2 separate regions of the Homo sapiens genome follow, and region 1 is linked to region 2. A link is a loop called in an ENCODE intact Hi-C map of the cell type or tissue named here. Cell type or tissue: adrenal gland. All regions are shown on one strand. Links, peaks and the distances in the headings refer to the core of each region. The heading gives the core; the rest is flanking DNA.

Region 1 (11,586 bases), core at 1,202-9,201, 850 kb before region 2:
TCTTCCAGTCTGTAGCTGGTGTTTACATGACTTTAAGAGGGTCTTTGGAAGAGCAAAAGTTTTTAATTTTGTTGAGCTCCAATTTATCAGTTTTTCCTTTTTATGGATTGTGCTTTAGGTCAGGTGTCCCCAATCCCAGAGCCATGGTCCTGTACTGGTAGGAACCCTGCCACTCATCAGGAGGTAAGCATTAGGGCCTGGGCTCCACCTCTGTCAGATCAGTAGGGTCCTTAGATTCTCGTAAGAGCAAAAATCCTAATGTGAACCACACATGCAAGGGATGTAGGTTGCACCCTCCTTGTGATAATCTAATGCCCACCACCCTCCCGCCCTGTGTCTGGGGAATAATTGTCTTCCACAAAACTGGTCCCTGGTGCCAAAAAAGGTTGGGGACTACTGCTTTAGGTGTCAGATACGTAACTCTTCACCTACCCATATGTCCTAAATATTTTTTAATTTTTTTCTAAAAGTATTTTGATTTTATGTTTTACATGTAAGCCCATGATACATATGGAGTCAATTTTTATATAAGGTGTGAAGTTTAGGTTGAAGTACTTATTATTATTGGTTTTTGCCTATGGATGTCAGTTGTTCTAACATCATTTGCTGAAAAGACCGTCTTTCCTCCATTGAACTGCTTTTGCACCTTTGTCAAAAATCAGTTGGGCATATTTGTGTGAGTCTCTTTCTGGGTTCCCTATTCTATTTCATTGGTCTGTGTCTAGCTCTCTGCCAATACTGCACTGTCTTGACTACTGTGGCTAAAGTGTCAGCCTTAACATCATGTAGAGTGATTCCTCTCACTCTGTTCTTTTCAAATTGTTTTAGGTATTCTAGGTCCTTCAACTTTCCATATAGATTTAAAAATAAGCATGTGGATGGGAGAAAAACCTTCCTGGGAATTTGATGGAAATTGCCTTAACCTATAGGTCACTTTGGAGATAACTGACATTTTTACTATGTTAAGTCTTCCAATCCACTCACACGGCATGCCTTTCCATTTACTTAGGGCTACTTTGACTTCTGTCTTCAGCATTTTGCAATTTTCAATGTATAGAATGTTTTGTTAGATTGGTATCCAAATATTTCTTTTAGTTTGCAGCAATTATGAATGGTATTGTGTTTTTAGTTTTTATGTCCACATGCTTGTTTATAAATAAACAGGTGATTGATGTTTGTGTGTTCACCTTGTACCTTGGTGAACTCCCTTATTCTAGGAATTTTTTTTTTTTTTAGATTTCTTGGATTGCCTATGTAGACAACCATGTCATCTACAAATAGGGATGGTTTTATTTATTCCATTCTAATGTACATGTCTTTTGTTTCTTTGTCAAGATTTAATTTTTAAGTTCTATAAGTGTGCTTGGGAACGTGTTGACTTTAAAGAATCGTTTGATGAAAGTCCTATTTTTAACTGGACATATTTGTATTCTATATTTTATAGGATTGAAATTGAGAAAGTGTACAGTTTTAAAGTGTTTAAATTCAATGAAACATTAAAAGGCATTAGACAATTTATTTAACCAATTTTGTCTCTGAAAAATATTTGTTAAAGAAAGGTACTCAAAAGAGATAAAAATAAAGTACGCTTGAAAATGGCTCAGTATTTATATATTTTAATTTCAAAAGTAAAATTTAGAATATCATACATTTAGCAGATATGCTCTGGCCTTACTATTATGACCACCAGAAGAGTTAATTGACCTATTCATTCCAAGTTTATTAATCATAATATGCAACTCTGGATTGCATAATATATTGAAATAAATGAATTATTCAGAAAAATACTCATGACAGATAATGGCTAGGCTGATTAACAGATGTGAATATATACCAAAGATAATTATTCTCCTTGCTATTTTTAAATGTTTAAATGTCAATATAAAGCTTTTATTCTGCTTTAATATAGATAGATTTTATTTTTTAGAAAAGATCTCATTTTTAAAAGCTTAAAGAAGTCCATCTTGGCCGGGTGCGGTGGCTCCCGCCTCTAATCCCAGCACTTTGGGAGCCCAAGGCAGGCGGATCACTAGGTCAAGAGATGGAGACCATCCTGGCTAACATGATGAAATCCCGTCTCTACTAAAAATACAAAAATTAGCTGGGCATGGTGGCACGTGCCTGTAGTCCCAGCTACTTGGGAGGCTGAGGCAGGAGAATGGCGTGAACCCGGGAGGTGGAGCTTGCAGTGAGCCGAGATCGCACCACTGCACTCCAGCCTGGGCGACAGAGTGAGACTCTGTCTCAAAAAAAAAAAAGTTCATCTTTTAGGTACATCAATATAATAAAAATCAATGTTGGTTAATATATTTTAACAATATTATAGAATTTTAACTGTTTAAACATCTCCTTTTCCTCTAAAATAGTGCCCTGGCTTGGACATGAAATTTCATGATCCTCCCCGGTATAACTTAACTTTGAAATCACAGGTATGTTTAGCATTGTGACATTCTGAAATGGAACTGTCGATAGAGGTATAAGAATAAGGAAGTATCTGGTTAGAGACCCCTAGAACACTAAGAGAGTGCAGATCCAGAATCATCATAATTAGGAGAAATTAGGGACACACACATGAGGGAGCAGGCCTGGGATAGTGCTCTTTCGGAACTAAACAAACCTCTGGACCTACATCAGAGAGAGGTATCCTATGGCAGTCCTGGGATTCTGCTTGTTATAGAATAGCATGCTTGTAGAGAATTGAAATACAAGATTGTAAATCCAGGGCAACTAAGAAACAAGTTTATTGAACTGGGTGAAGATGCTGGGAGTTCTAAAATTTGCTTGTGGGCTTTTCTCTTTAGTCACAGCAGTGGCCAGTGCTAACTGGGCATGTACAGTGTCCCAAATGTAACACCAACGATGCTGCACCCATTCCCAGGATGCCCCACAATTATCAGACAGTGCGTGCAAAGGCACGGGCCACAGCATCTACCAGGAGTGTCCTTGAAGGAGTTTATAGAATTCTTTGTTTCTGTGTTCAGCCAATGCAAAAGAAGGGAAGAGCTCACTAGTGCTGAAGGCACTAACTTAGAAGAAAGCAGAGACAGGGAAAGTGTGAAAAAGAAATCTATTCTGTTAAAATTTTAGTTGGCAGATTTGAGAGGTGTATTAGTTTTCTAAGGCTACAGAAACAAAGTACCATAAACTGGGTGGCTTAAAACAGCGTAAATTTACTTTTTCACAGTTCTGGAGGCCAAAAGTCCAAAATCAAAGTGTTGGCAATGATATGCTGTCTCTGAAGCCTCTAGGGGAGGAAGGGTCTTTTCTTGCCTCTTCCAGCTTTTGGTAGCCCCAGGTATTCCTCGGTTTGTGGCCAATCTCTGCCTCTATCTTCACACGGCTGTCTTCCCTCTGTCTCTCTCTCTCTCTTCCTTTCATAAGGACACCAGTCATATTGGATTAAAGGCCTGACCTACTCCAGTATGATCTCATCTTAACATTCATCTTAATGATATCTGTACACTCTATTTTCAAATAAAGTCACATTTACAAGTACCAGGGGTCAGGTTCCATACATCTTTTTGGAGATACAATCCAGCCTGTAACAGGAGGTTTAACAATTCCTATCAAGAATCTTGAAGAGGCTGGGCACAGTGGCTCACACCTGTAATCCCAGCACTTTGGGAGGCCAAGGTGGGTGGATCACCCGAGGTCGGGAGTTCGAGACCAGCCTGGCCAACATGGTGAAACCCCATCTCTACTAAAAATACAAAAATAAGCTGGGTGTCATGGTGCCTGCCTGTAATCCCAGCTACTCAGGTGGCTGAGGCAGGAGAATCGCTTGAAGCTGGGAGGTGGAGATAGCAGTGAGCTGAGATCCTGCCACTGCACTCTGGCCTAGGTGTGACAGAGTGAGACTGTCTCAAAAAAAAAAAAAACAAAAAAACAAAAAAACAAAAAAATAGAATCTTGAAGAAACTCCCTTTTCAGTGAAAGAAAAATGTGTAACACTCAGATTGTGGGTACCTTCAGAAATCTTCAAGAAATGTTATGCAAACATAAGATAAAGAGAAATTTGAAATGTCAGAAAAAGTTCCATGAGTTTGTGCTGTCCAGCAACATTGCAATAAATGATATCTTCAAGGTTTTCCTGGGAGAACCTACCACAAGACAAATTTTCTCATTTCCAGAAGAGATATCTGAGTGATATGTGTAGTCTAATTGAATGGAATACAGATGACCAAAGCTCAGTTAAGATAAAGTGACACTGTGTAGTCACATGTGCCATTTGAAATACTTAATACTATTACTGACCCCAAAGAAAATATAAATGCAAGCCAAGTCACATCTCTGCAGAATCACAAGCATACCGGCCAAGATCTCTTTTCTTTTAGAACATTTCCCCAGGAAACATAAAGTAGTTCATATAAATATGCTGACATCTTTCAACAGCTGGAAGGACTCATTCTGGGTGTTAACACAGCAGGGAACTGGAAGAATCAGAACTGGAAGAAGAAGAAGTGATTGGCATGCTGACACGCTGCTGTAAGAATTGCAGTGGGGAACAATTACATTGCTCAAAGAACACTTCACAATTGGAGGGAAGAGAATTATGTCAGTGCTGAAGGATTTCACAGCTGTACTCCAAAACAAACCTGGAAATGTACATTATAGGTACTGGAAGCAAAAGAGTCTATTATTTTGTCTTCTTTTAGGTAAGTGGTAAAGTGCTGGGAGGTGGCAGAAATGATAATTCTAAAGGGGCAATTCAGCCTCCTTGTCAGACTTGGGTCTTGCTGGTTGTCATTTCCATATGTGTCACTACTTCTTTGGAAAAGCAGGGCTAGGCTTCGTATAGAATATAAGCATGAACCCAGTCTGAAAATTTCTTTTTCATTCTACCCAGAAATGATTCTCTTACTATATTGATTTAGGGCTCAGAAAGTTCCTAACATCAATTTGTAGAGATACTTTTGGTATATAACTGAAGGAACAGTTAAAAAAAATCTGATTTAGAAACACTGGATGGGCAAAACAAATTTAAGACTTTGATTTAAGAAAGCCCCTAGGGTTATTCCAAATTTAAGTAAGGGTGATACACAGAACACAGTAACCTAGTTTACTGCTTTACCTTCCTCCCTGCATGTAGACGGGATTATAAGGTGCATGTGCATCTTGTTTGGGTTATTAAGCCTTTGCTCCTTACCTCCTGACCTCTTCCTATATATCCTGCTGTGTCACACTGCGTTGGGACCTTACCAGGTCCAGCCCTCCTTTGCCAGATCCTTCTCAAATTCTGTCACTAGGGGGCACTAGAGGGAGACTGGAAGGAGGCTCATGCCGTCAGGACGGGCTTATTCTTTTTTTTTTTTTTTTTTTTTTTTTTTTGTACTTTAAGTTCTAGGGCACATGTGCACAACGTGCAGGTTTGATACATAGGTATACATGGGCCATGTTGGTTTGCTGCACCCATCAGCTCATCATTTACGTTAGGTATTTCTCCTAATGCTATCTCTCCCCCAGCTCCTCACCCCACAACAGGCTCCGGTATGTGATGTTCCCCTCCCTGTGTCCAAGTGTTCTCATTGTTCAATTCCCACCTATGAGTGAGAATATGCGGTGTTTGGCTTTCTGTCCTTGTAATAGTTTGCTGAGAATGATGGTTTCCAGCTTCATCCATGTCCCTGCAAAGGACATGAACTCATCCTTTTTTGTGGCTGCATAGTATTCCACGGTGTGTATGTGCCACATTTTCTTTATCCAGTCTATCATTGATGGACGTTTGGGTTGGTTCCAAGTCTTTGCTATTGTGAATAGTGCCGCAATAAACATACGTGTGCATGTGTCTTTATAGTAGCATGATTTATAGTCCTTTGGGTATATACCCAGTAATGGGATTGCTGGGTCAAAAGGTAATTCTAGTTCTAGATCCTTGAGGAATTGCCACACTGTCTTCCACAATGGTTGAGCTAGTTTACACTCCCACCAACAGTGTAAAAGCATTCCTGTTTCTCCACATCCTCTCCAACATCTGTTGTTTCCTGACTTTTTAGTGATTGCCATTCTAACTGGCATGGGATGATACTTCATCGTGGTTTTGATTTGCATTTCTCTGATGACCAGTGATAATGAGCATTTTTTCATGTGTCTGTTGGCTGCATAGATGTCTTCTTTTGAGAAGTGTCTGTTCATATCCTTTGCCCACTTTTTGATGGGGTTGTTTGTTTCTTTCTTGTAACTTTGTTTAAGTTCTTTGTAGATTCTGGATATTAGCCCTTTGTCAGAGGGTAGATTGCAAAAATTTTTCCCATTCTGTAGGTTGAGGAGGGGCTTATTCTTTTCTGTTTTGAGTTTGGTTCCTATAATAAACAGTTGCTTCTCACCCAAGCAACTGTTTGCCCCAAGTGGTGGCAGTTGGTTCCAGTTCTTTTCATACTTCCAGAACTAGACTCACTATGCTCTCTTAGAGCCACCTGCCCAGCCAGTCAGTGCCTGTTACTTTGATGCCTGAGCCTGGCATGCAGGGACCCTCGTCCAAGTCACCCAGACACCATCAACAGCCTCAATGGCATCTGACCCTCTTCAGAGCTGCTGAGACATCAGCACCTTTCCCTGAGCTTCTAAAAACCCCATCCTTGCCCCCTTTATTCTCCTGGCCTGGAGGGTGTCGCTGCAGTGGTCGCCTTTGCCTTTTCAGCTCTCCAGTATCTGTTATCTAATTCCTTTTGTGAAATTTCTTCTGTTAACAAACTGATGCTGAGTCTCTTTTCCTGACCTCATCCTGACTGAAAGGCACCTATATCTTCATACATGCTCTCTGCTTACTGTTTATGTAGCCATGGTGTTCGATGTGTCTGTAGGTCATTTTCTGCCACGTAGAGCAATAAGAATTAGATGGATGCATATGTTTTTGCACAGAGCTTAAATACATCATCATGCAATCTGCTTTGCCTAATCCTCGATCCCTCCCCTTAAATAATGCTCTGGCGTGTTTAAATGCTGCCTGACCTGAGGAATCTTTATGGTGGGTACTCAGTCATTAGCTGAGTCATTATATTATTACATTTCCTGCATGGAGAGTGCAGCAGCAACTTCAGATAACAGCTTTGAAGAATGCTTAGACCATCTTCACTTACTTCTGTCTCTGTCCTAAAACTCAGTGAATTATTGTCTTGGGATAGTTGAAGCTAAATATTTGAGACACAAAAGATTCACTATTAGGTACTAGAGAAAAGCTGCCATAATAAAAGAAAAGGACCACTTTATTAAATACCAACTAGGGCAGATCATTCCTGGGATTAGCATAGTATCATAGGAGATTTGCTCTTCACGCTAGTATCAGACTACTCTGTGATTTAATCCACATAGTTGCAATGTAGGGAGCTGTCAGCCAAGAGTATCTTGGGAACCTTTTATAATGGCTATAAGATGCAGATTTAGGAGTAGTACTCCTTCACATGCATGAATATGAAATATCCAGTGGTCTATTTGAGCAGAAAGTTTTTACTCATAGAAAGAACTTGTGCCATCTCTGAGAGCTTTAATGAAAACAAACCTTATAAACTTGGACAATAAATCATAAACAAACTTTGATCAGGTCTACACGACCACCATTAACAGATTCTTAGAGATTGCAAGCCTTCCAAATCAACACGTAAACAACCCAGAAAAAATCAGTGGGAATCCAGATTAAGCAGATCTTACACGGAAAGCAGACATTGCACTAAACAATTTTTATGCTTAAAAAAGAGAAGGGGTAAATGTAGTCATCAATTGTGAGAATTTTGTAGTTGTTTGAAGCATTATCCTTGGTGTCTCTGGAGTTCCAGAAGAGCTCAAGTGCACAGAAAGATTTCTCCACAGCAACTTGAAATCACAGAGCATTTTACACCAAACTTAGAGATACAGATGTATCAGAATGTAGATGTACCAGAATTTGCAGTAAATGAAAGAAGCATATCTATATAATGTAACTAACCTCTATTTCCTTGTCTTTGACTTCTGAGCTGGTCATTTCTGCCCAGCAGCAATAGATGCATCTGTGACCTTTCTGCCCATTTTCCATGAGAACCAATGCACTCCTCTTGTAAATACTTCCAAGATGAGAGTTGGAGCATGGGTTTGAATAGTAAGCACTAAGCAGTAGGACTCCTGCACTCCCATCACCTCTCTTGATGATGAACTCTCCCGCTCACCAAAGCTTTTCTGGTTCACATCTTGTACCACTGTACATAACTGAAATGTCCCTCGCCTTTCCATTCCCTCTTCACCTCCCATCTCCAGGAGAACAGAAAATTGCTCCACTCAATCCTATAAATCTAAAACATACTTCACAGCTCTTGTTGCAAAGTGTACCACGTGTAATTTATTACCACCACTTGCATGCCTTGAACACTTCTCCCACCTTCCAGAAAGGTTAGAACCTGTCCTGTGGTCTCTTCATCCTGCCAGGTGGGCATCCATAGTCACTTCAATATCCTTGTTAGTGACCTTTCTAGAATCCTGGTTTCCTGTTGCCATGCCTCTTCAACTACTTTCTGCTACCATGGGCAAAACCATAAGCTGGGCCTTGACAGATACCTTCCACACGTCCGAGATCTCAAAACTTAGGCTTCTCTTTTGACCCTAACTCCTGCTCCTTTTATTAATCTCAACTCCAAACTGAACTGCTGCTGAGCTCTTATATACTCTCACTGCAGTGCTGGGCCTCGGCTTCCTCCAAAGTCTCCTTCCAGCTTCATGATGTCCTTACTCCCCTTGCACACCTGACACCACCTCCGTCAGCCATTTCCCTTTGATAGCACAGAGATCCTCTTATCCTTTAAAGGGTCTGGCTCCTGTCCTAGTCTGTTAGGACTGCTATCACAAATTTCAGACTGGATGGCTTATAAAGAGAAATTTATTTAAATATATTATCGCCAAATTTATTTTTAAAAACAAATTTATCGGCTGGGCATGGTGGCTCACACCTGTAATCCCAGCACTTTGGGAGGCTGAGGCGATTGGATCACAAGGTCAGGAGTTCAACACAAGCCTGGCCAACACAGTGAAACCCCATCTCTACTAAAAACACAAAAATTAGCTGGGCGTGGTGGCGCGTGCATGTAATCCCAACTACTTGGGAGGCTGAGGCAGGAGAATCGCTTGAACCTGGGAGGCGGAGGTTGCAGTGAGCCGAGATAACACCACGGCACTCCAGCCTGGGTGACAGAGCCAGACTCCATCTTGAAGCAACAACAACAACAACAACAGCAGCAACAACAACAACAAAAACAAATTTATTTTTCACAGTCCTGGAGGCTGAGAAGCCCAACATCAAGGCTCCGGCAGATTCAATGTCCGCTGAGGGCCCCGTTCTTGGTCCATAGATGGCCTTCTTGCTGCACCCTCACATGGCAGAAGGGGCAAGGCAGCTCTCTGGTGCTTCTTTTATAAGGGCACAAACCCCATTCATGAAAGCTCCACCCTCAAGACCTTGTCGCCTCCCAAAGGCCCTGCCTCCTAATACATCACATTGGGGGACAGGATTTCAACATATGACTTTGGGGGGCACACACACTCAGAGCTCAGCAGCCCCTGATTTGCCAAACCTGAACCCTGGTCATGGGGCACCTTGACCTTCTGGATACTTTCTCAGCCTGGGACCACAATACCCAACATTTTCTGAGAATGGCCCATACAACTTCATTTAGCCGGAAGACACGAATCTGAATGCTGTCCTCTGACCTTTTTAAGCCCTCTTCAAGAGGCTCTAGTCTTTATGCTAAGCTGCAAATGTGCTCTAAGCACCTCCTGCACTGACTACCCTACTCCTTTCCCTTTTTTTCCCCACTCCTGCCTCCACCTTTCTCTGCCCTCCATCTTCAACCCTACTCTGCAGACAGAGGTAATGCCCAATCATCTTAGACCTCTCCAAGTTAATGACTTTAAATTCCCAGCTCGTCAGTTTGGTGGGTCTCTGTACTCTCCTTCACCCTCCTGTCCTGTCGCACAAGAAGAGGAGCTCCTCTTTTGGGCCAGCTTTTTTCCAAGGCTCCTACTTCAGAACACACATCCACATTTTCCTTCCACCTTGGAGCTATTAACAGAGCAGAACCATTCTGCCATCCTCCGCTCATTGAGTTTACCGACATCACACGTGTTAGACAGTTCCATCCCTATGTGGCTACATTTTCTGTGGATCCCTCATACACCCATATTTTACAACTGGTCCTCCACCAGGAAAACTCCTGACCAGGGAATGAAATGATTCTGTCTGCCCCATGCCAGCCACCTTTCTGGCAATGCATAGTTGAGTAAGCAGGCTGCCCTGGTGAAGGGTCTCTTCACTCGCCCTTCAGTGGCAGGTCATTAGGGAGCTCACATTGTCCCCTGGGGCTGATGCAATCTCAGGGACATCAACCCCCGCCCCCGGGGCTGATGTCATCTCCAGGGGCATGCCAAGTGTCAAATCTTGGCAGGAAACCTAGCTTCTAGTGCCAGTCTCAGAAAGCACTAGAATGTGGGTACCATGTTGTCTCGGTTTTTGGTGTTTTGCCTGCCTGGCCCCCTCCCACGTATCACAGGAGCCACCCTGGGGCCTAAGATCCCTGGCAGGGGTCTTGACCTTTGGTCCAGCCTCTGAAAGTCATGATATAGAGTAGGGATTAGCAAACATTTTAGGCTTTGAGGACCAGAGGCAATTGTGTAGGAACTTATATAACAAGAGAAAATGACAACCTCTCCCTGCTTTGTTTGCCTGGTGTGGGCCATCCCAGGGGGTAGGCATACTTTGTGCCCAGTTGCCATGCCAAGAATGTCAGCTAGAGACATTCTTGGAGGAAGAGCACAGGTCCTGGGAGGAGGAATGGCTCTGGAGGGTGGGATCTGAGTGCTACTGGGGCAGAGAGTGAAATTGACCACAGTGGCTGCTTGGCCCCACCTGCAAGACAACATGCCTTGAATTTATTTCTGAGAGTGTATTGACTCCCACCCACTCCTCTTCCTCAAGTCATATAGGCCACATCAGTGTTTGGGACCCTTGGCAGGGCCTTGTGCCTTTGTGACAACTCCAGAGCTCACCATGTCGCCTGATTCTTTGAGGACAATATTGGTTGGCTACCACTCCCCACATCACCTGTCATCAGGGGGTCTTGATTTCTGAGGTCAGCCACTGTAGTCATTGGAACATAGTCACTGCATTAACTTGGCTCTTGCCACAGATATTACCCGGCTGCTTAGCCCCCTTCAAATAACTTTAAATCTCCCCCAAATTAATGGCAACTCCATTGACTCAGACCCTAGGCTTGGGGCCTGGGGCTTTGGTGCCTGTCTCTACACCCATTAGAGAGGAATGTAAGCCTTACCTTGTTTCTTCCCAGAGTGTGTTGACTGTCCAGTCTCCCACATCCCTGGGCTTACCCCAAAACCACAGACCCTTGGCAGGGGGCTGGGCCATCAGGGAAACCCAAGTAGTCATGAGAAAGTAGTCCTCACATTGCCTTGGTTCTTCTTAGAGTTCATTGGCTCCCTGGCCCCTGCATCCTTAACATCACTAGAATCCACCAAGGCCTGGAACTCTTGGCAAGGTGCTGAGTGCCATCCCCAGATGCTATAAGAGCTGCACTATGGGTTGGACATGATGGTTCATGCCTGTATTTCCAGCAC
Region 2 (11,586 bases), core at 2,351-10,350:
AGTGCCAGTTGACAACTCCAGTCATCTGGGTGACTGTAATGTATGCCATGTTTATTTTTTTATCAACTATATGTTCACTCACTGGAATGATGTGTTCTTTTGGCATTCATCTCTAAATATTACAGCTCCTTGCTTAATGAGATACCAAAGCCCATGTAAGATACTGGGGACATTGTTATCTATGCTGAAAAGGCCACCATCACCAGATGTCCTCTAGTGTCTGAGCTACTAGTGTCATTGTCAAGGGTATTGGCTATTACCATTACCAGGACATCATCCCCACCCCCTGCCCCTACCGTCTCCCCTCACTATCAGCAGTTGTCATCAACTGGCTCTCTTACATATTCAATGTTCTATGAAGACAAAAGTTTTCTGCTCTACAGTCCAAAGGCTGATGAAATATTTCTATTGGAGAAAATCATCCCTACTTCTAATTCTACTTATTTCTATACCCCAACTTCTATCCACTTTTTTCAAACCTAGGGTCAGAAGAACAATATTTCTATTGCAACTTTGGATGAAGTTCCACCAAAGTGAGTTGTGCTTCTTCTCTTTTCCAGTGCTTAATTCTGAGACATGGCCAGGTTTGAGGCTGGGTAGGAGAAAAACAACTAGAGAGCCAAGTCTCACTGCTTTGTTCCTCACTTTGAGAAAAGGGCAGATGATTCAGGATCCTCTGATCTGGACTCCAGGCATCATTCTTGATGGATTTCTAGACCCAGGAATTGCCTTGGACATCATCCACTTGCTGTATGCTATGTTCAGCCTGGAACAGAACTGAGGGAGGAGGATGGGAGGGGAAGGAAGAGTGGGCAGAAGGGAGAAAGAGATAGAAACAAAAAGAATACAGTGAAAACTCCATGAAAAAGTAGAAAGTGTCCATATTTTTCAGGTCACTTGGTGGACATGACTTCCTGTCTTTCGTGTAATATGGAATCAAAATTATTGAAATAGACTGATTTGGTCTCCTTTTAATTGTCAGGAGTGAAAGAGTAAAGGGATGTGTTTGTTTTGCTTTGGGTCTATTTTTGGTCATGAATTTTGCAAGATTGCCAAAGATTATGTTTATTCTCTTGTTGGCTGAAGATTTCACCCTGTTTTTCTGAGAGGCTGGGCTTGTCTTTTCCACCCATCTCCTGGGAAAGAACGTAAAAAAAGAGGGAGTTGAATGGCTTCTGCAGAGGCAAGACTTGAGCTGGCCTGAGAGGAGGCAATGGCTCGGGTCCACAGAGAAGAAGGCCTGGATTTCAGTTCTCTACTTGCATCATGGTGCCTGTGTTAAACATTGCTAAGTTGCAGACTTCATGCACCCAGCACAGGCCCTAGCACAGAGTAGGCATGCAATAAGAGCTTGCTGAGTAGAACTGAACAGAGAATGTCAAGGTTATGGGGAGATACCTAGAGGGTTAATCTGGATCTTCTATGCAAAACTCTAGGAACAATGAAGGAGGAAGCTATTTAGTAGTTGAAAAGAAATAGCAGAAACTGGAAAGTGCAAATTCAAAAATAAGTCCTGCAGAGACATTTAGAATAAGTCTAAAATCTTAGTATCAGAAATTGAGAATTTGAGGAAATCTAGTTGAACCTGCTATTATAACCAATAAAGTGGCCGCATCTTGATCCTGCCACCAGTTTTTGGGCAACATCAGGCAAGGTTTTCTATCTCCCTCAGGTGGCCTGATTTGCATTGCCCAGGATCCTGTAAGAGGAAGGGAGGTGTCCCCTGTGGCAATGAATGGAGGGGAAGCATTGACTGTGACAGGAACAGGGCATAAGAATAACATGTTCTCATTGCAGCATTTGGGAAATACAAGGAACCAGAATAAAACTGTGTCCCCAGAGTCTGGTGGAAATAGGGTTTCTTCATTTACCAATGGACTAATACTTTTTTGAGACAAGGTCTTACTCTGTTGCCCAGGCTGGAGTGCAATGGCATGATTGCAGCTCACTGAAGCCTGACCTCCATGGCTTAAGTGATCCTCCACCTCAGCTTCCCTAGTAGCTGGGACCATAGGCATGCACCACCATGCCTAATTTTTTCGTTTGCAGAGACGGGGTCTTGCAATGTTGCCCAGGCAGCTCTCAAATTCCTGGGCTCAAGCAATCTACCTGCCTCAGCCTCCCAAAGTACTGGGATTATGAGCATGAGCCACAGCACCCAGCTTACCAATGAATTATTGAGTGGTATGTGCCAAACTCAATACTGACCACAGAAGATAGATAGATGAGGAAAATGTAGTCACCATTCTGAGAAAATTCATAATCACTCAATTGACTCATACTTCTTTTCTCTAGAATATCCAACTCCAGCCTCCCTTTTACTACAAGTTCCTGTCTCCCATTCCTTCTGCTACACCCACTCATTGATTCCTTGACCCACCCCTACCACCACCCATCTCCCAGCTCCCAGCTTACTCAGCCTCCTTACCTCCCTACCTTCATATTTTCCTATGAATCCATGGCCAGCTATATTCTTAACAACTTCCTCATATCCCCGATGCCCTTGATCTTTCCACCTTGTCAAGTCCCAGTTTAAATGCAACCCATGCTTTTCATCCATTCCTTAAATATTCTTTAAATACCTGCCATGGGCCCCAGCCACTCTTCTAGATGCTAAGGATACATTAGTGAGGAATAAAATTCCTTCTGGGGCCTGTGTAGAAAATTTTCATATAAACAATAAATATATAGTAAAAAAATGCAATAAAATGTCATAAAAGCTATGAAAACAAAGCAGAGTAATAAGAGGGGTCAGGGAAGAACTCTTTGACCTGAATGAAGTAAAAGAGTGAGCCAGGAGAATATCTTGAATAAGAAAACTCCAAGGGCCAGGCGGCCTGTAATCCCAGCACTCTGGGAAGCCGAGTCGGGCAGATCACGAGGTCAGGAGATCGAGACCATCCTGGCTAACACAGGGAAACCCCATCCCTACTAAAAATACAAAAAAATAGCCGGGCGTGGTGGTGGGTGCCTGTAGTCCCAGCTACTCGGGAGGCTGAGGCAGGAGAATGGCATGAACCCAGGAGGCGGAGCTTGCAGTGAGCTGAGCTCACGCCACTGCACTCCAGCCTGGGTGACAGAGAGAGACTCCATCTCAAAACAACTCCAGGAGGAGAAGCCCTGAGGTAGGAAGACAGTGTGGCTGTGTGAACTAACCGAGAGGAGGAGTGGTAGGAAGTGGAAAGCTGGGAATGGGTGCACATAGGGCCTCATGAGCTGTATTTGAATTCTAAGTGTAATGGGAAGCCATTGGAGAGGGAATATTTCAGCAGGAGTGATGTGATCACTAGAGAAAAGAGCCTCCAATGCAGGTGCTGTTGCAGAAATCCTGGGGAGAAGTGGGGGTTCATGCGAGGAGGGTGGCAGTGATGAGAAGGGCTCAGGTGCAGGACACGGACTGTAGGTAGAACCCACAGAATCTGTGAAAGAACCGGGCATGAGTTACAGGGAATCATGAGACAAATCCAGAGTGACTCCAAAGTGAAGAGTGTTGCCATCTTAAGAGATGGGGGATTAAAGGAGTAGGTTGGCAGAGTGACAAGGAAATTAGAAGTTGTTTCCTAGACACATTTGAGATGTCTCTTAGACAGTCAAGTAAGCTATTAAGTAGGCAGTTTAACATACAATATAAACATGGGGTGGCCAGGTGCAGTGGCTCACGCCTGTAATCCCAGCAGTTTGAGAGGCTAACACGGGTGGATCACCTGAGGTCAGGAGTTCAAGGCCAGCCTGGCCAACATGGTGAAACCCCGTCTCTACTAAAAATACAAAAAATTAGCTGGGCATGATGGCGGGCGCCTATAATCCCAGCTACTCAGGAGGCTGAGGCAGGAGAATCGCTTCAACCCAGGAGGCAGAGGTTGCAGTGAGCAACTCCAGCTACACTCCAGCCTGGGCAACAAAAGCGAAGCTCCATCTCAACAAAAAGAAAAAAAAAATGGCGTCATCAGATTACCAATAATGTCTGAAGCCACAGTGCCACATGAGATTTTCTAAGGAGTGGGCATAAATAAGAGGTATAAGAATGGAGCCCTGGGGACATCTTGATGTTTAGAGTCCAGAGGGGTAGGAAAACCAGCAAGGATGTTGACAAAGTCACCAAAAGAATAGAAGGAAACCTCGATGAACCAACGTCCTGGAGGTGAAGGAAGCATGTCAGAAGGAGCCCTTTGACTGTCTCCATGTGCCTGGCTGTCACTAAGATGGCCCAGGGAGCCGGGGAGCGTGCTTACCCTGCATATCCATACTTTCCATCCCAAGAGGGTCTTGGGGCTGCTGGGTCCTCCACTCAGCCTTTACGGGGTAGTTTCCTTGACCAGGTCCCACAGTATTTCTTTTGCTTTCCCCATTCCTGACCCCTTCACATCCTACAAACAGCTTTTCCTTTATTAGAAAATGAGAGAACTTCCTTTCCTTCACATCAGAATGACTTCCATTCTCTTTTTCTGTCAGAGGAGCAGAGATGGAGCTCTGCTTTCCTTCTCTGGGCAGAGTCCCACATTTGCCACCTGGATTCTCAGTATCCCAGACTCCCTGTGGCCAAAAACCTGCACAGATCACCAACTACTCATCCTGCCCTCAATGGGCTGCCTAGTCCTGGCCTTGGAAACAGAAAGACTGGTTCATCTCTAATGGGAACAGGCTCCTAGCCTCCTCACTTTTAATTTGCCTTCCACCTTATCAAACTCAGATCTGGTGTTCATAGTGTTTCCCTGTTCATAGACTTCAGAGGATTATTCTGGAGAAAGTCCACATTTATGGCAGGGCATTTAAGTAAGACCCACTGCAGTCTGACTCCTCAGTCCTCCAACTTGTCTCCTGCTCTACACCAGTGCTCCACTATGTATGGGGAACATAACCCTCCCCAAAATACTGTGTACATTCTTGGCCACAGGCCAAACTTAATCCCTATGCCTGGATTTCACCGTGAAGGCTTCAACATGTCAGCTCAAATGCTATCGCCTTTGAGGTTTTCTAGACCATCTCCTCCCTGCCCCAGTTCCTCTACCAATCAGAATTCATTGCTGTCTCCTCTGTCTACATAGACTCTCTTCCTCTATTGTTGTGCCAGTCATTACAGTGCCCTTGCCTGTCACTCACACTAGACTCACAGCTAGTTCACTAGTGGTCATGTTCACTTCTGCTTACCCCACAGGGCCTTACCCTTATAAGGGGCTCAAAACTGGAATTGGGTTTAAGCTGGGCTGGGGGTTGGCTGCCAGTTGCAGGAGGGATTTTACAACTAAGGAAATGCTTCGAGCCGGAGCCTTAGGTACAGATGGGTCTGGAATGTTTGGTAAATAAAGGGCAGGCCAGTGTGGCTGGAACTGATGGTTCTGATGATGCTAGGAAGACTAAGTTGTTGGGGTCAAGGATTTCAAAGGACACTGGTGGACAGGCTTAAGGGTCTGGACCTCATCCTTTAGGCAGTACCCTGTGTTTTCCCAAGTTCTGTCTATTTCAGATGTCTATTTTTCTGTCAGACCATTCACTGCAAGTATCTTTCCAGAAATCATGGTTCTGTGGCAAAGTGATTCTGAGTAGGGTTGTGACATGGAGAAAGGCGTGATTGGGGAAGCATGTATGCCACCATGAGTTGTGGAGGGGGATGACATTGGATGTTTGGCAGGGAGGCAGTTAGTGCAATGGAGGTGACAGAAGAGGGCCAGGACCAAGACACTCCAGTGGGGACAGGAAGAAAGCAGCCCTGGGAAATCCTGCACTTCACAGGAAGAGGGAAGCATCAGATCCACCCCTTGGGCAGACAAATGAGAGGTCTAAGAGCCTTGAAGGGAAACGAGTTGCCTAAGCTCCAGGATTAAAACTCATTTCATAGCTCCTGGTCCAGTGCTCCTTTCCCCTCCTGTGAGTGGAATGAGAGGCTATCAGTGAGAATGGGGCTCAGGAGATCCCACTTGAGCCCCCAAGAACTGTTTTCACAGTTCTTAGTGATACGTGCAAATTTAGTGCTAAAATAACCCTGGGCCACATATACATACTAGCTTTGCCTCTAGCATCCCAATAAACAGGGGTTGACTGGCACATTCTCTCTGAGGCCTGCCTTTTCTGAGCTGACTCTTCTGGGTACGCACCTCTCCTTTGCCATCACAGGTGGCCTGCTCTGCTCCAGACTCCGGGCTCACTGGGTCCTGGAAAAGGGGCAGCCAGGGTGACTTTTGAATACAGTGAATTTTCCCCATTACACAATTGCATATTCTCATCATTGTAAATCCAGAGAATAAAGACAATTTGTACCGAAACAAATGACCCACGACCACAAAGGGCATCAGCACTTTTCTAAGCACAGAGCCTCACCTGGCGAGAATCCACAGCCACATGCACCTGGCCTGGATCTGCTTTCCTGTGGCTCTCCTGGGGCTTCTCCTCCCAGGAAATCCTGCTCTGGTTCTACAACCTGCTCTGGCCTGCTCATATTTCTACCACTAACTACCACAAAAAACAAAATGCAACTCTTTCTCCAAAATATGTAGTTATGGGGTTTTAAACATGAAGGAGTTTAAAACTGAGGCAGTTTTAATAGAAGTCAAAGAGGAACAGAATGGAAAAACAGAGTGGAACAAGAGGAATGGAAATATTAAGATAATCACTAAGAATACATCTTCAAAAGAGCTCATCAAGTATTGAACTTCTAAGATGACATGCACTTAGATATATACTGGTGACATTTCTGTACCTCAAAGATAAAGAGAATTTTAAAAGCTTTCAGAGATGCAAAATTTTTTCCACAAAGGAACAAGAATCAAAAAGACATAAGACCTCATCCAATTCTGGAAGCTAAATGACAGTGGAAAAATGCCCTCAAAAATCTGAGAGAAATGGCTATAGAATCCCTGGGACAAAAATATCAAATCAAGTATAAGGAAGTATAAAGATGATGTGGTAGGGTAGGTCCTTTGAGAAACATTACAAGACAGGGTTATGTGTGCAAGAAATTTATTAGAGCAAACACCTGTAAAGATACGAGGCCAGGATAGGCTCAGCAAGCTGTCAGTCAGCAATAATGATCTGACCCCCTATAAAGGAGAGAGTGAAGGAAGACAGGGCGGGTGGGCATATTTAGACTGCACTGCAGTCTTAGAGTTAGAAAAGTCTGCAGGGAGTCCTCAAGCCCCCGGGGAGTATTGTCTCCCTGCTCAGTCTTTGGCTGGGAGTAGCCTCTCAGAAGCCCCAGTGTGGACATGCTGATGGATTTCAGAGGCAGCACCAGAGTCTGTGGGTCAATTATACTCCCTGCAGTGGAACTTCTGAGGGACACATTCTCACAGCAGCCACAGATGTCTTCTGATTTACAAAGATTCAGAAAGTTTACAACCAACTAACCTTGTGTGTTAAAAATGAAGGATATACTTCTTCCCAAAAGAAACACATCCCAAAAGAAGAGAGAGGGAAACCTGAGAAATCACAGGCACTGAGTTCACCCTAGAACAGCAAAGGAAGCTGGAAAATTATGAAAGAAAGCCTATGTAACCTCAATGCCTGGTGCAGTGCCCTTCAGGTGGCACAGGCTATAAAGCATCACACTTCCTTCCACTAAGGGTTCAATCACCCCACTTGGAATTCACTACAAATAAAAGCCAAATAATCATAATCATAAATAGTTTTTGTTTCTTACAGAATTAATCTGTAGAAAAGCACAGTAGTCATTTTAGTAGAAGGGTACCACAACAACAAAAATATCCTTTTCACTTCGTTAAAGTTTAATACAGTGAGTCAGATGGGGGAAGGGGAGAAGGAAAGTGGAAAGAAGTAGCAGCTCACTAATTTTCTCACCTTTCATGACATAGGTATGTCTAAATGTGAGCAGGTGGGAATACAATTCAAGTTGAGATTTGGGTGGGGACACAGCCAAACCATATCATTCTGCCCCTGGCCCCTCCAAATTTCATGTCCTCACATTTCAAAACCAATCATGATTTCCCAACAGTTCCCCAAAGTCTTAACTCATTTCAGCATTAACCCAAAAGTCCGTAGTCCAAAGTCTCATCTGAGACAAGGCAAGTCCCTTCTGCCTATAAGCCTGTAAAATCAAAAGCAAGCTAGTTACTTCCTAGACACAATGGGGGTACAGGTATTGGGTAAATACAGCTGTTCCAAATGGGAGAAATTGGCCAAAACAAAGGGGTTACAGGGCCCATGAAAGTCTGAAATCCAGCAGGGCAGTCAAATTTTAGAGCTCCAAAATGATCTCCTTTGACTCCAGGTCTCACATTCAGATCACACTGATGCAGGAGGGTGGGTTCCCATGGTCTTAGACAGCTATGCCCCTGTGGCTTTGCACAGTATAGCCTCCCTCCTTGCTGCTTTCATGGGCTGGTGTTGAGTGTCTGTGGCTTTCCCAGGTGCACGGTGCAAGCTGTAGGTGGATCTACCATTCTGGGGTCTGGAGGATGGTGGCCCTCTTCTCACAGCTCCACTAGGCAGTGCCCCAGTAGGGACTCCATGTGGGAGCTCCAATCCCACATTTCCTTTCTGCACTCCCCTAGCAGAGGTTCTCCGTGAGATCCCTGGCCCTGCAGCAAACTTCTGCCTGGGCACCCAGGTGTTTCCATACAACTTCTGAAATCTAGGAGGAGGTTCCCAAACTCCAATTCCTCATTTCTGTGCACCTGCAGGCTCAACATCACATGGAAGCCGCCAAGGCTTGGGGATTGCACCCTCTGAAGTCATGGCCCAAGCTCTACATTGGCCCCTTTCAGCCACAGCTGGAGTGGCTGGGATACAGGGCACCAAGTCCCTAGACTGCACATAACACGAGAACCCTGGACCTGCCCACAATACCATCTTTCCTCCTAGACCTCCAGGTCTGTGAATGGGAGAGTCTGCAGCAAAGGTCTCTGACATGCCCTGGAGATAGTTTCCCCATTGTCTTGGGGATTAACATTAGGCTCCTCATTACTTGTGCAAATATCTGAAGCTAGCTTGAATTTCTCCTCAGAAAATGAGATTTTGTTTTCTTTCAAACTGTCAGGCTGAAAACTTTCCAAATTTTGATGCCATTTCCCTTTTAAAACTGAATGCCTTTAACAGCACCCAAATCACCTTTTGAATGTTTTGCTGCTTAGAAATTTCTTCTACCAGATACCCTAAATCATCTCTCTCAAGCTCAACATTCCACAAATCTGTAGGGCAGGGGCAAAATGCCGCCAGTCTCTTTACTAAAACATAACAAGAGTCACCTTTGCTCCAGTTCCCAACAAGTTCCTCATCTCCATCTGAGACCACCTCAGCCTGGACATCATTGTCCATATCACTATCAGGATTTTGGTCAAAGCCATTCAACAAGTCTCTAAGTTCCAAACTTTCCCATATTTTCCTGTCTTCTTCTGAGCCCTCCAAACTGTTCCAACTTCTGCCTGTTGCCCAGTTCCAAAGTTGCTTCCACATTTTCAGGTATCTTTTCAGCAGCGCCCCTCTACTGGTACCAATGTCCAGTATTAGCCCATTTCATGCTGCTGATAAAGACGTACTCGAGACGGGGAAGGAAAAGAGGTTTAATTGGAGTTACAGTTCCACATGGCTGGGGAAGCCTCAGAATCATGGCAGGAGGTGAAAGGCACTTCTTACATGGCAGCAGCAAGAGAAAATGAGGAACATGCAAAAGCGGAAACCCTTGATAAAACCATCAGATCTCATGAGACTTAGTGACTACCATGAGAAGAGTATGGGGAAAACTGCCTCCATGATTCAAATCATCTCCCACCAGGTCCCTCCCACAACATGTGGGAATTATGGGAGTATAATTCAAGATGGGATTTGGGTGGAGACACAGAGCCAAACCATATCAGTGTGATTTAAATAGATGTTTATGAGTAATTTTATCTGCCTCTGAATTGTTTGTTCTTAGCCAGTTTGCTTCTGATTCCCTGCCATTAATTCTTGGAATATGTATACAGAGGACAGTCACATAAAGAACCTTCTGGCCTGTTTTTATCTAATGCTGGTAGCAGAATCCTAAAAGATAATCACAGATTAAAGCCAAAACTCATTCCCAGATATAAGCACCAAGTGTCATTCTAGAAAACAAAGAAACTTTAGATTATGAAGTTTTATCTATTTTGATTGCTTTGTCTGAAGGAGAGCCATGACCAAATGATATAGAGTGGATACTGCTGTCAATCATCCAAGGGCATAAAAGGAAGAGAAGGGGATGAACCAACACTGAATGCTATTCTTTTAGAGTAGTTGTATTGGGTTGTCTACGTATTGGGTAGGTCAGCCATGCAAGCAAATATATGAAGGCTTAGGATCAAAACCTGAGCTGTTAATAAAAAATGCATCTATTTGAGGGGAGAAAAAAAGGGGATAGAAGGAAGGTAGGGGCTCTCAGGACTGAGAAGGGGATGGTTTGGCTAGAACCTAGAGGAGACCTCTTGTGAATGCACACAGACTTCAGATTCTAGAAGCAATGATATACAGTATCCAATATCAATTTTTTTCCTTTCTGCTTTGTGACCATCTTCTATTACTCTAAAGCTTTCAGGAAGATACACCATAGCCTAAGTCTAATTGTAAGAAGGAAAGATGCAGTGGCCAGACTTGGCCAAAACGAGTGTGATAAGAGTAGCAACAGCCAGTAGAAGCAATGTGTAGATAGCAGAAAATGCCTTAAAGAATTTTGGACCTGCATCATTTGTATAGGGATTCTGTGAAATTTTGTGAAGAGCAGATAACTTGATTAGAAGAATGGACTTCCCATGGCCAATTGGAAAGGTTTTATACCCCTATCTCTAAAAGGGAAGGCTGGCTATTTATGAGTGGAGAAATCACGGATATTGGGATTAAAGATTTTTTCCGCAAGTAACCATTAATTTTTGCATGTAATCTTTAGCTTCTCTTGAGTTTTTAATGAGGACAGTTATAACATATACAATTAGTGAAAGCTTTGCTTTTATCTTTCCAATGTTATTACTTTTATTTATTTTTTATTGTACTGCCTAGGATTGCCAGTTCAGGGTTAAATAGTAATGGTGGTAATGGGCATCCTTATCTTGTTCCTGATTTTAAAAGAATACTCATTATGAAGTACGTTACTTCCTATGGGTTTTTGGAAGGTACACTTTGTTGGATTAAGCAGTTGCCTTGTATTCCTTGTTAGCTGAGAATTTCATAGAATGGCATCCATTGAGAAATATCATTTATCTCCTTTAATCTGTTTGTATAGTTCTCTATTCTGTTCCATTGATCTCTGCCAATATCACAGACTTGATTACTATTGCTATATAAGGTCTTAAAGTTGGATAGACATATTCCTTCCATTTCATTTTTTTATAAAATCGAATCATTCCAATTACTTCGCCTTCCTGTCTAAATTTTGGAACAACTTTGATAGAAATTCGTTTAAACCTGGGGGAATTTATATATTAACTATTGATATCTTCTAATGCATGAACAGTGTATCGCAATTCATTTCTTTGATTTATTTAATCAGTGTTTGTTTTCAGCATACAAATCCTGTATATGGTTTGTTGGATACTATTTCATTACCTTCTGAGAATGTCTTGATTTACCCTTCATTCTTGAAGAATATATTGGTTGAATGTAGAATTCTTGGCTGACAATTATTTT

The links. A loop is a pair of places that touch in the nucleus more often than their neighbours do. Peaks named below come from ENCODE experiments on the same cell type or tissue, not always from the same donor. Only the 100,000 strongest peaks of a DNase experiment are listed, where the experiment ranks them.
Region 1: a loop joins it to region 2, with 3 times the contacts of the local background. A loop is called at or near these places in 2 of 110 quality-filtered maps.

The regions. Positions count from the first base shown.
Region 1 is chr6:40,818,152-40,829,737 of GRCh38, reverse strand. LOC105375053 (a long non-coding RNA gene) reads left to right here and starts at 4,395. Exons shown (of 3, transcript XR_926790.3): 1 at 4,395-4,655. In adrenal gland, for the core only: a CTCF peak has its summit at 5,245 (motif pointing right); no DNase peak of the experiment used is centred there; H3K27me3 peaks cover 313 bases.
Region 2 is chr6:39,969,283-39,980,868 of GRCh38, reverse strand. It overlaps LOC102723789 (a long non-coding RNA gene), which reads right to left. Exons shown (of 6, transcript XR_001744112.1): 5 at 6,093-6,149; 6 at 528-777. Among named protein-coding and RNA genes, the nearest start is that of MOCS1, 41 kb to the right of the region's middle. In adrenal gland, for the core only: no CTCF peak of the experiment used is centred there; no DNase peak of the experiment used is centred there.